Regions from separate parts of the Mus musculus genome. Here regions 2 and 3 are each linked to region 1. Evidence: chromatin loops called from intact Hi-C (ENCODE). Cell type or tissue: left cerebral cortex. All regions are shown on one strand.

Region 1 (5,000 bases):
TAACCTCCCACTCGGGGTAGGAATGGAAGTGGTCCTTTCTAAACATGCTTTCTACGTGACCTCAGGAAGAAAGGTCAGAACTGTGAAACAGGAAGTGCCTTCTAGATTGATCATGCCTAAACCAAATCCCTCAGGTACTGTTTGATTGGTTGATTGACTTGAAGCAGGATCTCTTATTGGCCTGGAATTCACCAAGTGGGCTGGGCTGGCTGGTTAGTGAGCCCCAGGGCTCACCCTTGATCCACTTGTCTCTATCTGGTGCTTCCATTTTCCTTTTGTTTGTTGGTTTGTTTTTTATTTTGTTTTGTTTTGGCTTAGTTTAATTTGGCTTGTTTGTTTGTTTTTTCATGCGGGCTGTGGGAAACAAACTGAACATCTTGTTGGAGACACTCACTACACACTGAGCTAAATCTCCCTAATCGTTCTGAATGATTGACAGAAGATGACTTCACAACATCCCTACTTAACCCATACACCGAAAACTGTAATAGTGCTATGAGGATAAAGAAATCATGACATTTTCTAAACAGTCCACGAATCAAGCTGCCTCTCTCATCTCCCCAGGACCCATTCTCTGAAAACTGTCAATGGAGTGGGGCTGAATCCTCAAGGTCAAAGTGTTAACACCATCTTCTCTCAGACCCCTTCTTTTTTCTCTTTTTCTGTTCTTATCGTGGACTGCTTCTTCCAGAATCCAGAGTCTTCTCAAAATAAGTCACCTCAACTTCCTGGCAAAGTTTAGATGTACTCCCACCCCTACCCCCAACACTCACACTGGTGTCTTCCTGCCCTCTGTTCCCTTTCATCCCTCTCTGGGTTAGCACTTTCTAACTCCCCCAGCCAATAAAGGAGTTTAAACATTTAAATGCGGTTTTTAAACTGCATTTAAAGAATTAACCCATTTTGCCCCTCGCTGGTCTAAACCACGGGGTGCCAACCGGACTTTAATTGCTTTCTTCTGGTGTGGTTCCAGACAGCTCCTCAGAAGGAAGGAGCGCACATTCCTGGCACCAATTGGCTAATTCAATTTACTTCAACGGCATTAGCCTCTGTCAGAATATTCATGAGCGGGGAAACAAGACCCGCGGTACACGCAGGAGGCAGCCACTCGGGCTAGAAAACGCGCGAAGGAGGGGAAGAAGCGGACCGCGCGCTGGTCTTAAAGGACGGTGACCAGAAGAACCAGGCAGCTCTTTTCACCCTCCTGGCAGAGAGCTGAGGGCCGTGGGCATCAGCGGATTTGCTGCTCTTGTCATCAGCTCTCCACTGCCAGAGATCGAGCGGAGACTTTGGAAACATCCGAAGGCTGTAAAGCTGTGACACTTTTGACTTGGGGGGAAGGGGGTGGGGCGGGGGCACAGAGGCGAGCTGAGGCGAAGGGACTCGGCAGGACACCCGTTCGCCCAATGAGGAAGGCAGCGATATGAGCTGGACACCCGCCACTACGGAGTCTCCACGTCTCTGGAGAGTCGCCGGCTGTGCCAGGTAAAGCTGAGGGCTCCCGTCGGTCCCCATGCATCTGGCCCCAGGCACAAGAGGTCACTCTGGGGAAGCCAGGTGCACTGTGCACAGTCCAGCTCTGCTTAGCGCCTTCCCCTCAACTCTCCGCCGCCTAGGGGACCTCCCTGCCGACCTGGGTTCCACTTCCTGGGACTTTTCGGGGACAGGGTGCAGGAAGGGATGTACTCAGCTAGTGGCATGCTCTGTGTGTAAGAAAGCTGCTGCACAGCGGAATAGCCAGGCAGGTGGAGGGTGCTGTGCACTGGAATGTGCTCGCTGGATGATGGTGACATGGGGAGCGCGGGGTGCCAGAGCGCTTAACCTGGGCGCTTCGCTTCCCTTGAGGTCACCAGCATCTCCATACTGCCAAGGGAGAGGATGCCCGAGTCCCCAACGAGGTAGTTGTGCTCAGAGCTGAGGATCCTAGGCACCCAGTGACCGATCCTGGCTCTGGGATGAGAGGCGCCGCTGCAACAAAGCTCAGCGGTGGGAGGAGAATGTGGTGTGGTGGTGACTCTAGTCCCTGCCACCTGCCGGACATCACCAACTCCCCGGATTTCCTGTCTCACAGTCCTGGCAATCCCTGGGAAAGCTCTTAATGGAGCGCGGGTGGTTTGAGCTCTGCTTGTCCTGCTGGTGGTGTTTGGAAGAGCCCGGAGGTGATGGGGCGAGTAAAGGAGTCAGAGAAGGTGAAACATTCAGATCTACAAAGAAAATGCCTCCGCGATATCGCAAACTGTCCTTAGCACTAAGACAGAAGCTTTGCTGGCCTCCAAGCTGTGGCAGCTGAATATGGGAAGGGGGTGGGGGGGGGGGGAGGGTTACAGCTTTAAGGCAACGCCAGAGTCTTTTAGTGATTTCCTAGCTGAGCTTATGTACGGGAGGAGGAAGTGGGGCTGGAACCCTGGCACGCGAGAATAGAGGAGTTAAGCGCTGGGTAGATTCGTAGATTCGGAGTTTACTGTGAAATCAAAACAATTATTATTAACGTTGTTTTTACATGCTTGGACATCAGGAAGATTGGAGTTTGGGACTTTGATAATAGCAGGGAAATTGAGTCTGTAAGCGCTGTCCCTCACATAATGTAAGCGGACCTCCTCTGGTCTCTGATTTGCCTCCATCAAAGAAAACAAATGCCTCAGAATTGTAGTGTCAGGGACCTGGCAGAGGATTGTGAACTGTATCTAGCTGAGAACAGCACAAACAACAGAAAGTCTTAACAGTAATGCAAGGCACTGTTTCCCTATCCACAATCCGTCCTGTCTCTTCTCAAGGTGGAGGCAGAGCCACCCTGAACTCCATACTTGACCCAGCTTTTCCTTCTGCTGCCCCGGGTACTCACTTGCTTCCAGTTACAGAACCCCTACAGCCTTTTGAGCTTCCTAGTGTGAGCAACCTTCCCTTTAGTTTTAGGAGGAAGCCTCAAGGACACCTGAGGTTGGTTGCTACCCTCTTGGCTTAGCCCTTGATCAGATCTGTTCCAGGGCACAGGCTTGGCCCTGCTGAGGAAGCAGAAAACAAGGCAGGACTATGGAAGTCCTGGCAGTCACTGCGTGCAGGAGATGAGGTCAAACCTCTGTGCTGCCCACATCCTTTCCTGCCAAAGAAGAAAGAGAGACAAATAGTGTGCAAGTAGGACATAGATAAATGAAATCAAGCTCCTAGAGTCAGCTGGGCTGTGGCCACTGACTTTGGGGTGACCTTTACTGTGCTTCCGATTTCCCCTTTGCCAACGCACTGAGCAGTCTTTCTGATGGGACTCTACTCAGGAGATGGTCTAATTTTGTATTTTAGAAAGTGCTTTGAGCACACTGAGAAAGGACAGTCTATAAACTACGACATGTTAATGTTCTGTGAAAAGTTTGCTACTGCACAGGTTAAGGAGGTACATTTTTAGCAAGTGTGCCATGTGGCAGTGTGACATTAAAATGGAAAAGCAAAGTACAATCATAAAAAAATGACTTAGCGTTCTTGACATTTTTGTGCATACTTGTGGGAAAGTTATCTTTAATTTGGGGAGAGTTGCTGGGGAATTTATTCAATGTTTGTACGACTGGACCACTCCCCTCCTACCTTTCTCCTCAGTAAAATTATATGACCCAGTTCTCACCAGAGAGGCACTGTGACTGTCGTTAGCGCTGGGGGTTGAGAGGAGAGACTGAGGGTTGCTAGGAGAATGTCTGCCAGTTGGGCTTTCAAGACTGGAGGTAAGGTGCAGAGCAGTTAAGTGTTCTAGAATGATGAGTGAACCCAGCATGGCTTTTCCTGTGTGCTCTGATTCACTCCATCAGATGGTGTGAGGGGTCCTTTTGCTACCTCTGTTAGGAAACTTCAAATCAGTGGTTCTCAGCTTGTGGTTTGCATCCTTTGGGGGCCAAGTGACTCACAGGGGTCACCTAAGACCATGGGAAAACACAGAGATTTACAATTAGAGTTATGAAGTAACAACATAAATAATTTTATTATTGTAGTCACAATATAAGCAGCTATGTTAAAGGGTTGCAGCGTTAGGAAAGTTGACGACCATCACTTTAAGTGATGGCAGTGCCTGCTCCTGACTTTTGCACTGGAAGGACTTCTTTTTTTCTTCTTCCAGACTGGAACAGGGAAGTATTTACCATCCCAGAGGACTCAGAAGTCTGTTTGCAGACCCTGATGTGATTCTCAATTTTCCTCTCATTCAGGAGCTGCTAGTCTACAGCTGTTGATGAATTTAAATAAATGGCTGGACCTCATCAAGAGAGCCACTGAGAAACACTGATGTCTTCTGGTGACAAAGCTAGAGAAAGGCCTTTGAGCTAGAAAGTTGAGAGTTTTGAAATGAAAATAAAACCCTGATTTCTCTCTACCCATCTACCAATTCTTACGTTTTCCCCCTCATAGTAATGAGAACTGTTTACTCAAGCATTTTATTTACTTAGTTGTACAGTCTTGAACTTTAAAATGTGGTTTGTCTAGTAGCAGTCTAGGGAAGGAGGTAAAATGTACAGAGACACGGAAGGAAGAGCTGCTGTGGCTAGGACATAAATCAGCCAGGATATATGGGGGGTGATGAGAATAGGTCTTTTCACCCTTAAAAAAAAAAAGAAGAAGTCCACTTTGGAAGAAAAAGAAGTCTGATTATTGGGATCCCAGCCTGAAACTCAGGCAGCTGATGCCGAGAGGAGCCAAAGGGTGGTTCTTCTTAGTTTAGAGACAGCAAGACAGCCTCTGCCAAAGGCGGCTGTAAACACGGGATAAAGATTTCATTGTGAGGTGGTGTGACTGGAATAATTACAGCTAACTGTCCATTCTAACCTGCAGTGCTGCAATCAGGGCTGCAAAGCAACAAAAATAAGAGCAACTGGGGACATAAGAAAGTGGCATTTACTACTTTCATTTTCCCTTCATTTACTTCGTGGCAGCACTTGGTAGTGGTTGGGGTGGAGAGAGTGGAGAGCTGAGCCATCACTCTGTGACCCCCTTCTATTCTGTTTTGACTGGGGACAAGATTTTTCATG
Region 2 (5,000 bases), 170 kb after region 1:
TAAAATAAAATAAAATAAAATAAAATAAAATAAAATTTAAAAAAAAGAAAGAAAGAATTTAACACATATGACTATCATCCCTATTGAGTAACAAAATGGGAGTCATGGAATCGTGATCAAGAAAGGGAACTCTCCCAGAGAAGCAAGCAACATCTGTAAAATGTTTTAAGGTTGACTATGCAAGTACTATACCAGCTGTTTTAAACTGGGCTTCATTAGGTTTCTCCCACTTCTCTCCCTCAGGTACATCTGTTATCCAAGTGACAGCCACAGATGCTGATGACCCAACCTATGGCAACAGTGCCCGGGTAGTGTACAGCATTCTCCAGGGCCAGCCATATTTTTCTGTGGACTCCAAAACAGGTATATAGTACAAGAGTCAAGTCAGAGGTGTGTGCTTATTCAATAATTCCTATGTTTCCTACTTAAAACAGACCAAACTCTTCCTATCAAGGACTCTCCATGGAGCATATTGGACAGGGAAGATAGTCATAATCTTTAAGATTAGGAGCACACACTGTGATTGCCAGGGAGTGAGACAGTGTGAATGGATTCTTGAGAGACACCCAAACCCTGTCAACAGAGAAAGTCTCCTTACTACCTTTCAAAATTCCCAAGGCTATATTTATTTATAAAGGTTTGAGGTCTCCTATAACTTCAGAAAGCCCAAAGAAGATCAACACATTCTCCAGGGCTTACTCTACTGCTAGAATTACAGACTCTGAAACCAGAAAGAACCTTCTGGGCAATCATGCAGTCCAGAATCATTAGGATTCACTAGATGAGAAAACTGGGAAGTTAGGTACTAGCCAAGCTCCTGTGGTTATCAATATACCCCTAATGTTATCTCTGCTGAGCCAATGGCTGCTAAGTAGAACCCAAGGCTGTGCAGGCGGGTTTCAATAGGAGTGGGAATAGCACATGAATATGGCACCTAAAAAGGCAGAACCTGGTGACCTTCTAACAAGGGAAGATGGCAAAGAGACTGATTAAAGCATCATCGCAGAAAAGGAGACACCAGAGGAACCTGGGGGCTTCACCTGTTTCAAAAATGTTTACTTCAGGATTTATGCTTTAATACAGCAAGAAAGTCCACTTTACTTTCTCTCTTGGGCAGAAGAATTACTGTATCATAGATGTCTTACACGTGTGCCAGGATTTCTCCTTTTTCAAGAACTTTTGTAAACATTACCATTTAACCTCACAGGTAAAATATTTAGGAAGTGCTATTACCCCAACTTTAGACAGGGAAAACAGACCTAGGAGAAGGACCTCGAGCAAAAAAAATCACAGAGATAAAGTCACTGGTGAACAATCAAAGTCACTTTTTTATTCTAAAGAGAAAAGAACTACATCTCTATTATAACTAACCTGCTTTTCCCCTAGAAGTCATCAAGGTAGCCATGTACACAGAAAATGCTACCATAAAGGTAGAAAGTGAGTGAGAGGATGTAAATTAGTGAAAGGAAAGGGAAAAGATGGCAGTTAGGGGCATCTATAAAACAGAAACTTCAATAATTCTACTAAAGGGTGAAGAGAGGGGAGGAGGATGAAGAAATGCCTGAGGGAAGAAAATTACAGACAGGATCAGGGTCATGTGTCCTCAATATCCTCAGAAGTATTTTACATTATTCTGACAGTCCCCAGGAGGAGCATCTACAGTGTTGAGGTCAAAAATACATGAAAAGATTGTCATTGCTTTGGCCAAGAGGCATTTACAAGAAGAAAATGTTGCACATACCGTTTTAGAATGGTCTCAGTGACTATGGCACATAGATCATAGGAAGAAACTCAGCCAAGGTGTCGTTCCCACACACTTGCCTTTCCAGGCAAAAGGTCAGTTTAACCACAAGATATATCCTAAACCTGTAACAATAATCATGTAGCCTTCCCCTCCGCTGTATGAAAGACAGCGTTTCTAAGCTACAGGAGTAAAAGGGGAAAATAACCTCTCCACTTCCCTGGCAGGATCAGAAGCCTACACTTCTGTGCATCTGCTTTAGATACCTCTTCTTCTTTTATTATTTTCAATTTATTTCTTTATTTGCTTTATATCCCAAAAGCAGTTTCCCATCCCTCCTCTCCTTCCAGTCCTTCTGCACTATCTCTCCTATCCCTCCTCTCCTCTCCTCTCCTCTCCTCTCCTCTCCTCTCCTCTCCTCTCCTCTCCTCTCCTCTCCTCTCCTCTCCTCTCCCCTCCTCTCCTCTCCTCCAACTACTCCATTTATCTTCAGAATAGGAGAGCCATATCAACCCCCTTGCATATTAAGTTGCGGTAGGACTAGGCACATCTTCTCCTATGGAGACTAGATGAGGCAGCCCAGTAGGAGAAAAGGGTGCCACAGGCAAGCATCAGAATCAGAGACAGCCATTTTTCCCAGTGTTAGGAATCCCACTTGAAGAGCAAGCTATGCAACTCTCACATATGTGCACCTCTGCATTCCATGCAGATTTTCTGGTTGGCAGCTCAGTCTCTCTGAGCTCCTATGGGCCCAGGATAGTTGATTCTGTAGGTTTTCTTGTGCTATCCTTGAACCCTCTGGCTGCTACAATTGTCCCTCTCCATCTCCCACAGGATTTCCAAGCTCCACCTAAGGTTTAACTATGGTAGACCTAATTTCTTAAATGATACCCTGTCACTACACCTATGCTTTGCTTCTGCTCTGAACTGCCTGGAGAAGTTCATTTCTTATGCATGGTAAAAAAAAAAAAAAAAAAAAAAAAAAAAAAAAAAACCACCCTGAGCCTCTAGTACCCCTCCCTGCTCAAGGAACTCAGTAAAGCAGAGAAGTAAGCAGAAAAAAACAAAACTGTGGCTGTAAACACAGGACATCCCTACCTGCAGGCAGTGGGGAGGCACAGGATTCATATTCAGAGCCAGTTTCTAAAGAGTCTTTGACACTACAAGAGCTCTAGGGCTGAAGGCAAAAAGAGCTGAAGGAGAATTACCTAAAATCACAGACTTGTAGACACAAGAAGGTTTGTTTTCTGGACTCAAAGCCCAGGTTTTCTGTGGTAAAGACAGAGTAGTCTATAATTGCCACAGACTGCAATTCCTGGAGTCTGTAAGAAAGCCACTGCTGCCACCTCCTGTTCTGCCTCAGTAACATTGCCAAGGACTCCAGCCTCTGGGCCCTTCCTGCTGGGTGTCTTATTTCTTTGTCCTTTGTTTTATACGGTGCTTTTCTGAAGCCGGGAATTTAACCTCCAGTTTAATAAAAACTGGTGATGTGCATCTCAGTTAGGCATTTACAGCACACAAAGAAGATATATACAAACAAGTCCTCAGAAAACCAGCTTTGTGCTTTTACTGTTTAAATCCACTTCTGTCCTGCAGGTGTAATCAGAACAGCCCTTATGAACATGGACAGAGAAGCCAAGGAGTACTATGAAGTGATTATCCAAGCCAAAGATATGGGAGGGCAACTTGGAGGATTGGCTGGGACCACAACAGTCAACATCACTCTCTCAGATGTCAATGATAACCCACCCCGATTTCCACAGAGTAAGTACCAACCAGAGCGTACCTCTCAGCCAGAGGGACCCAGGCTTTACTGAGGTTCAGGTGTAAGGTCAGTTTGTGTTAAAAATCATTATGTATACATTCCTTTGTTACACACCTCCCTTCTGGCCTTCAGCTTCCCATGGCACTTAGAAGGTTGTTTGTTTGTTTGTTTGTTTGCTTGCTTGCTTGCTTGCTTTTACCTGATGGCCACATTCACACACCAGCACAAAATTAAATACTAAGATTTAGGTTTATCAGGTAGGATTAAAATATTATGGGCCACAAATAATTACCATGAGTAAGATTTGTTTTTAAGCACTAACTCTCTGTTTGTTAAGAGCTCGTCCTTAAGGTGCTTTACCCATGGGAATTACTTCAAAAAAGCATTTCCTGAAACAGCCAGAGCTGTAGCTGAACACACCACCATCTGACCACATTAACCAAGCAATATGCAAGTAGGTGCCAAATAGTAGATGATCTAAAGATACTATGGCCTGTCACTCAAAGCCTAAAATCTAGCCAGGAGCACACACACACTCTACTCATCAAGGGAAAGCAGTACATAGTGTTTGGTGTACCACTAAGAGGTTCACAAATGGTGCACTTATCCAGGTCTCACATTGACTAATCCTACGACTTGAAAAAACTAAAGTATCATGAACAGTTTGTAGAAATGCACATGAATTGGCTTCTTGTTCTCTACAAATGCCCATGAATAAAGGCTTCACAAGATAATGAGACTTAAAGAAAAGATTGAAGAATAGAAAAGATTTACACCAGCTTAGAAGGAGACATGACAGGATGAAGAAGCCACATTCATTAAAGCACTATCAATTTGAGACACCATTTAAAGTAATATAGAGCCCTGTGCAAAACCAACAAAATCGTTTCTGTATTAGAGATCATCTGAGTAGAAAATTAAATGCAAGAAGTATATAGGCATAGATTATAAATATATAGATATATAATTATAGAGATATAGAGATGATATAGATATAGAGAGAGAAAGGAGGAGAACAGAAGCAGAGGAAGAGGAGGAGAAGTAGGGGAGGAAGAGGAGGAAGAAAAGAAGGAGGACTCCTGACTATTTTTTTTAATTTATTAGGTATTTTCTTCATTTACATGTCCAATGCTATCTCTACCCTCCCCCCACCCCAGACTCCTGACTATTAATCTCCTGGATAGGAGAACCATGGCTGAGAGTGGAGGGAGTCAAAGATGACAACATTTTTTTAATCTGAGTGGCAGAAAGGAAAACTGCTGACAGAGCAGAGGATGCATAAAGGAACTAGTAGCAGGCAGGGGCATGAAAAATTCAGATTTGAATAGTAAGTGAAAATGAAACAATCAGGTTGAATGTCCTTAAGGAAGGTGGACACACACAAGAAAGACAGTAGAACAAAACTCAGGAATGGAGGTATGACTTAGGAAAGTGAATGCCTGATGGGAGGAAACTGGAGATGTCAAAATGGCAGACTCAGTTCCAGGTTGAACA
Region 3 (5,000 bases), 59 kb after region 1:
TGTCATTCTTAACTCTGTGGAATCAAGGACATTCTTGTATTTCACATCTTACAGACCAATCAAAAATCCTCTTTGTTTTTATAGATCAATTGCTATTCAACCTTTTATGTTCTTTTTAAAGTAAGGGTTTTCTTTATATTTATTTTATGTGTATGTGTGTTTTGCCTGCATTAATGTCTATGTACTACATGTCTTTTGGGTGTCAGCAGAGTTCAGAAGATAGTAATATATTCTCTTAACTGGAGTTAGGGATGGTTGTGAGCAGTCATGTGGGTGCAGTGAACCAAACTCAAGTCCTCTTTGAGAGCAACAGTACTATTGACTGCTGAGTCACCACTGCAGACTGCAAAGTAAATATTTTATCAGAGTTATCTGCTGTCACTGTAGCCTTACTACTCTATCTAAAATAGAAGATGAAGCCTAGTGTTTCTCTCCTAAATGTGGGAAAAGGGACCCTGTGCCCTTACCACTAAAGCAGTGCTAACCATGTGCCCAGCTTAGTAAATATTTGTTGATTAAATAGGTCATCTAAAACCATGATTTCCATAATATTGCTAATTTCTCATATGTTTCTTAAATATGAGTCACTATATATAATATACTTCACTTGATCTTAAACTAAATCTCTTTCACATGAGTGATTTTGAAGTTTGAAAAAGATTCAGATACCGGGGATGCTACTATAAATTTATAAATGTAATTTAATCCTTTCCAAAACCACAACATGACTTTTGTATAATATAGCAACATAACATGAGTAAAATCCATTTTGAAAAAAAATAAGCACTTTGAAATAAATAAGAAAATCTAAGAAAGATGAGTAGTGTGGATAAATCCATGCTAGCAAATATTAAATGGATTTACCAAATATATCAAAGGTATACAAAATAACAGTAATTAAGACTGTGAACATGGCACAGGATGAGAGATCAGAAACAAAAGATTGTTCATGGATGAGAAGACAGCACACGATATAAAGGCAGCACAATAAATCAGGGATGGAAAGAACACTTCTGAAGACAAGATATTGGGACAGTGTCCCGGAGACTTGTCAAATTCAGAAATAACATTCCCTCAAAACCTCATACTTATCCCAGATGTATTCCTGAGAGAAAACAAAGTAATTGGAAATCCGTTTTCTAGACTTGGAGTTAGGCCTTTTGGATTTATCAACAAACTTAGAATCATAAAAACACTGACAGTTGTCAAAATCAATGACTTAAAAGTGAGAAAATACATATGTGTAAAAACAAAAAAGGCATACACACACATTCAGGAACTCCATGACCACAACGTAAGACAAACAGAAATCTATCCTGCAGTCTGCATTGTGCACATGGCAAAGGTAAAAAAAAAAAAAAAAAAAAAAAAAAAGTCTGTTCAATCAGTAGAGGCAGGAACATTTCCATCTATAAACAGGCAAAGGAAACAGAACGTGGAAGAATAAGTATAATTTATCAAGAAATACATGAAAGAGAGAAAACTCATAAGCAATTAAAAGAATAGATGTCAGAATATTGAGGTTTCTTTACCAGTAGACAGACAAAAAGAAAAGGCTGGCAATGCACCAGGCTGGCAGGAGAATGGAGACTAGGCTTTTAGGAAACTGTGTGAGAGCTAGTTTAAGCAATGTTTTGGGGAGTTAGTTTGTACCTAATGTAATGTATTCATGAAAGGAATAACTAGGCAACTGGTCCATGACAGGTATTCTTTGCAGTCATTTATAATTGAGAATCAAGATGTCCATTAGTAGATTATGGTATGTATTACCATTGTATGATTCAAGAGATCTAATTCTGGGGCTCTCTCTACATTGTTGAAATGAGATCCAGAACAGGCCAAGAGGACAAAGGCATGTTATGAAACTACAATAGCACAACAGTAGTAGTACTCCTTGGTCCTACTCTTGCTGTTCAACTGCATTGTTCCTGGCAATACCATCTTTCACTGCCCTGGCTTCCTGCCAGGCCTTCTTCCTGCTGGTTGTCCACACAGCAGCCCTGACTACAGCTCTGCATTGCCAGCAAATTACTTCTTTAATTCATTTTTTACTTAAAGGCTGCAACCGTTTGCCTACATTTCTACTCTGTCCCCAGTCTAGCCCCTGCTCACATCTCAAACCTCTCTCCTGCCCTCCTGCTTCGATCCTACTTGCTCTAGTGCCCGATGATTGTAGCCATCTTTACCTTCCACCACCCACCCTGCCCACTGCAAAACCTTCATCTTCTGTGCTTATGATTTTCTGCCTGGATCCTTCAAGTCCTGAACAACAGTCTTCCTCCCCTCACTGTCTTGCCTGTTCCCTTTGTACTCCATATGAACACCGTTTCCTAAGGACAGTCTTCCCTAGCCACCTGTCCCAGACCAGGTCCCTTTATATATGTGCTCCTGGCTGTTTCCATCACCATTATCATCCATCTCTCTGTGCCCAGGCTGAGAATGAAACCTTTTCTATTTCTTTCTTCTTCGTGTCCCTGCTTTTGTGAACCTGTTACAGACTGGCTTACATTGCACATATACACAATAAGGAAGGCCATAAGGGTTTGCTCCTCTTAGTTGATATCCAGAAGCTGGAAAGGGATTATAAGTTTTTGCCGTTGTTGTTTGATCAACAGACATAGACAAACAGCCATAAAAACTTAATAATTACTTAATAAAACTTAAAACTTAAAAACATAAAAACTTAATAATTAATAATTCACATTCATAGAAGTTGCATTTTTACTGCTAATCTTGACTTTACAGATTCAGATCATTGGTGCCTGGATGGTGTTCCAAACAAGAGAGAAGACATCCCCAATGTCAGAGCCAAAGTGAACTCTGAACTCTGCTGCCAGGGTCCAGAGACGATCTCACCCAGATTTCTGATTTCTTAAATATTATCAGTGATGATATTTGTTCTATCATTTATTAGCATACAGTAAAGAAAGAATTCTAGCAAAAGTGTTGATTTTAGATTCAGTTTCTTATTCCCTCTTGCCCTGTTCCTCTTTCTTTTAGAAAATTTCTACATTAAACCAAAAGAATGAAACTTTTCTCATCATCTCTTTCTTTTCTTATGTTTTCCATCGCATACACACTGGCTACTAAACCTAGCAATAGATTTCCTACGCTCATGGCTCTCAAGCAGCTCCCATCTCAGCACCGTATAGTTAAATAAGGAAGCTATGATATTGGCAATAACTGTTTACATGCCCATGGAATGAAGAATCAGACTTTGTATGGCACACATCTATGTCTCCCAGTGAAGCAGCTCTGATCTCTTTCAAAGATTAAGGGTCATATGGAAGAAAGAAACTATGAAAGTTCAAGGTAGCTTGTGGGTTTAATAAAAACTAATAATTTATAGTAATAAACTAATAAGAAGGTAAATGAATTATATATTTTAGGGTTGATATATTTTTTTGAACTATGGTATGGATGTTTTAGATTGACACCTATAGATGGTGGGTGGTTGACTATTATAATCAATGTTTATTCAACATTTTAGTAATATTTTTAAGGATATAAATGTCTTTGACTTATTCTAAAAATAATTTTCCACATTGTTTTCACATGTTCACCTGTTTCTGAATAGCTACATAAAAATAAAATTTTAAATATTATTTATTTTATATAACTATTACTAAATATTATACAGACATTTCACAATGTTGGAAACTGAAGCCTGCAAGAACCCTTGCATTCATCATACAACATACAGGTAATTTGTAGTCAGCAGACCTTCAGTAGGTTATTTAACATTTCTGGAATTGAAATTCCTGATATATAGAACAAACAAAAAAGAAAAAGGGAAAAAGAAAAAAAGCAAATATTCAAGAGTGCCTCACTAGCCATGGGCTTTATTTCCTTTTTCTAATAATCCTGTAGTTTGTGTAGTGCTCTCTTTGTGTCTCACAGCAGTTACCGGATGCTCCCTGGGGCTTGGTATCCAAGCTTTCAATCATCTCCATATTTTTCTTCTTTGTTTGCTGTAGTCCTAGTGCTATGGCTTGAGTGTGGTTTGCCTCCTCTTGGTTCTCACTAAGCTCAGGTAGAAGTTTAATCCACAAAGTTACATGTCTATGGTATAAAGAGAGAAACAATCGTTTGACAACATTTACAGGTGGGCTTTTGAAAAAGTGATAAAGATTAAGTAAAGTCACTTGAGTGAATCCAGCGACTAATATTAATGGCTTTGTAAGATGAAGGACAGAGACCAAACAGGAAAGCTGGGAGACACACATTTGTCTCTTGTCATGTGATGTTGTATGCCTCCTTGAGGTGCTGCCAGGAAGAAGCAAGCACCAGATGAATCTCCTAAAGCCATGATACAAAGTAAGCTTCTTTGCTTTATAAAATCACCTACCTAAAGTGTTTTATTACACTAACAAAATGAAGCTGATATGCTCAGTGAAATGCTTTGCATATTTGGGTGCTAACAAGCTATCAAATGTAATGAGAATGATGACCAGGAGTGAGCAGTCTCCAAAACACCCACTACAATGGGCTGCACTGTGCCTCTCAAAGCATCATGACAATCCTAACCCCTTGTACTTCAAAATTTTCTAGTGTAGAGATGGGGTGATCATAGATGAAAATAATTCTTAAAATGAGATCATTAGGGCGGCCCTGTCTAATATGAAAAATATCCCTATGAACAGAGGAACTCTGAAAACACGTGCTTAGGGCAAGAGGCGAGGTTTACAGTGCTCTCTCCTGCCTGCCCTCCTAATTCCTCTGAGAAAAAACAGAGACTGTCAGCATTCATCAGGAGATAACTGAGATCTGACACAGACTCCCTCCAAAGATCCTGTGAACCCCATGGTTACCTCAATGTCTACGTTAGAAACGGGAGATGATAGATCTCTGTAACGTAAGCTACTCTCTGGCTCAGGTGAGGATGACAGTTTGCCATTCAGACATCTCCAACCACACAGCCAAGAATCTCAGCTTCCTGAGACTTCTCCCTCTTCTCCCTTTGACATCCCTTGCTTTGCTAAAGTTCACTCTCTTGCTAT

Evidence for each region. Hi-C counts contacts between places; a loop is a spot of excess contacts. Peaks named below come from ENCODE experiments on the same cell type or tissue, not always from the same donor. Only the 100,000 strongest peaks of a DNase experiment are listed, where the experiment ranks them.
Region 2: it touches region 1 in a loop (5-fold over the local background); 11 of 42 quality-filtered maps call a loop at or near these places.
Region 3: it touches region 1 in a loop (2.4-fold over the local background); 5 of 42 quality-filtered maps call a loop at or near these places.

The regions. Positions count from the first base shown.
Region 1 is chr1:104,767,414-104,772,413 of GRCm38, forward strand. Cdh20 (cadherin 20) reads left to right here and starts at 1,107. Exons shown (of 12, transcript NM_011800.5): 1 at 1,107-1,485. In left cerebral cortex, a CTCF peak has its summit at 2,067 (motif pointing left); DNase peaks (open chromatin) are centred at 1,123, 1,502, 1,719, 1,988 and 7 more places; H3K4me3 peaks cover 3,950 bases; H3K27ac peaks cover 4,156 bases.
Region 2 is chr1:104,941,855-104,946,854 of GRCm38, forward strand. It overlaps Cdh20 (cadherin 20), which reads left to right. Exons shown (of 12, transcript NM_011800.5): 4 at 244-363; 5 at 3,338-3,505. Among named protein-coding and RNA genes, the nearest start is that of Gm29012, 170 kb to the right of the region's middle. In left cerebral cortex, a CTCF peak has its summit at 3,085 (motif pointing left); a DNase peak (open chromatin) is centred at 3,092.
Region 3 is chr1:104,826,349-104,831,348 of GRCm38, forward strand. The region is part of intron 1 of Cdh20 (cadherin 20); the gene reads left to right. Among named protein-coding and RNA genes, the nearest start is that of Cdh20, 60 kb to the left of the region's middle. In left cerebral cortex, no CTCF peak of the experiment used is centred here; a DNase peak (open chromatin) is centred at 1,968.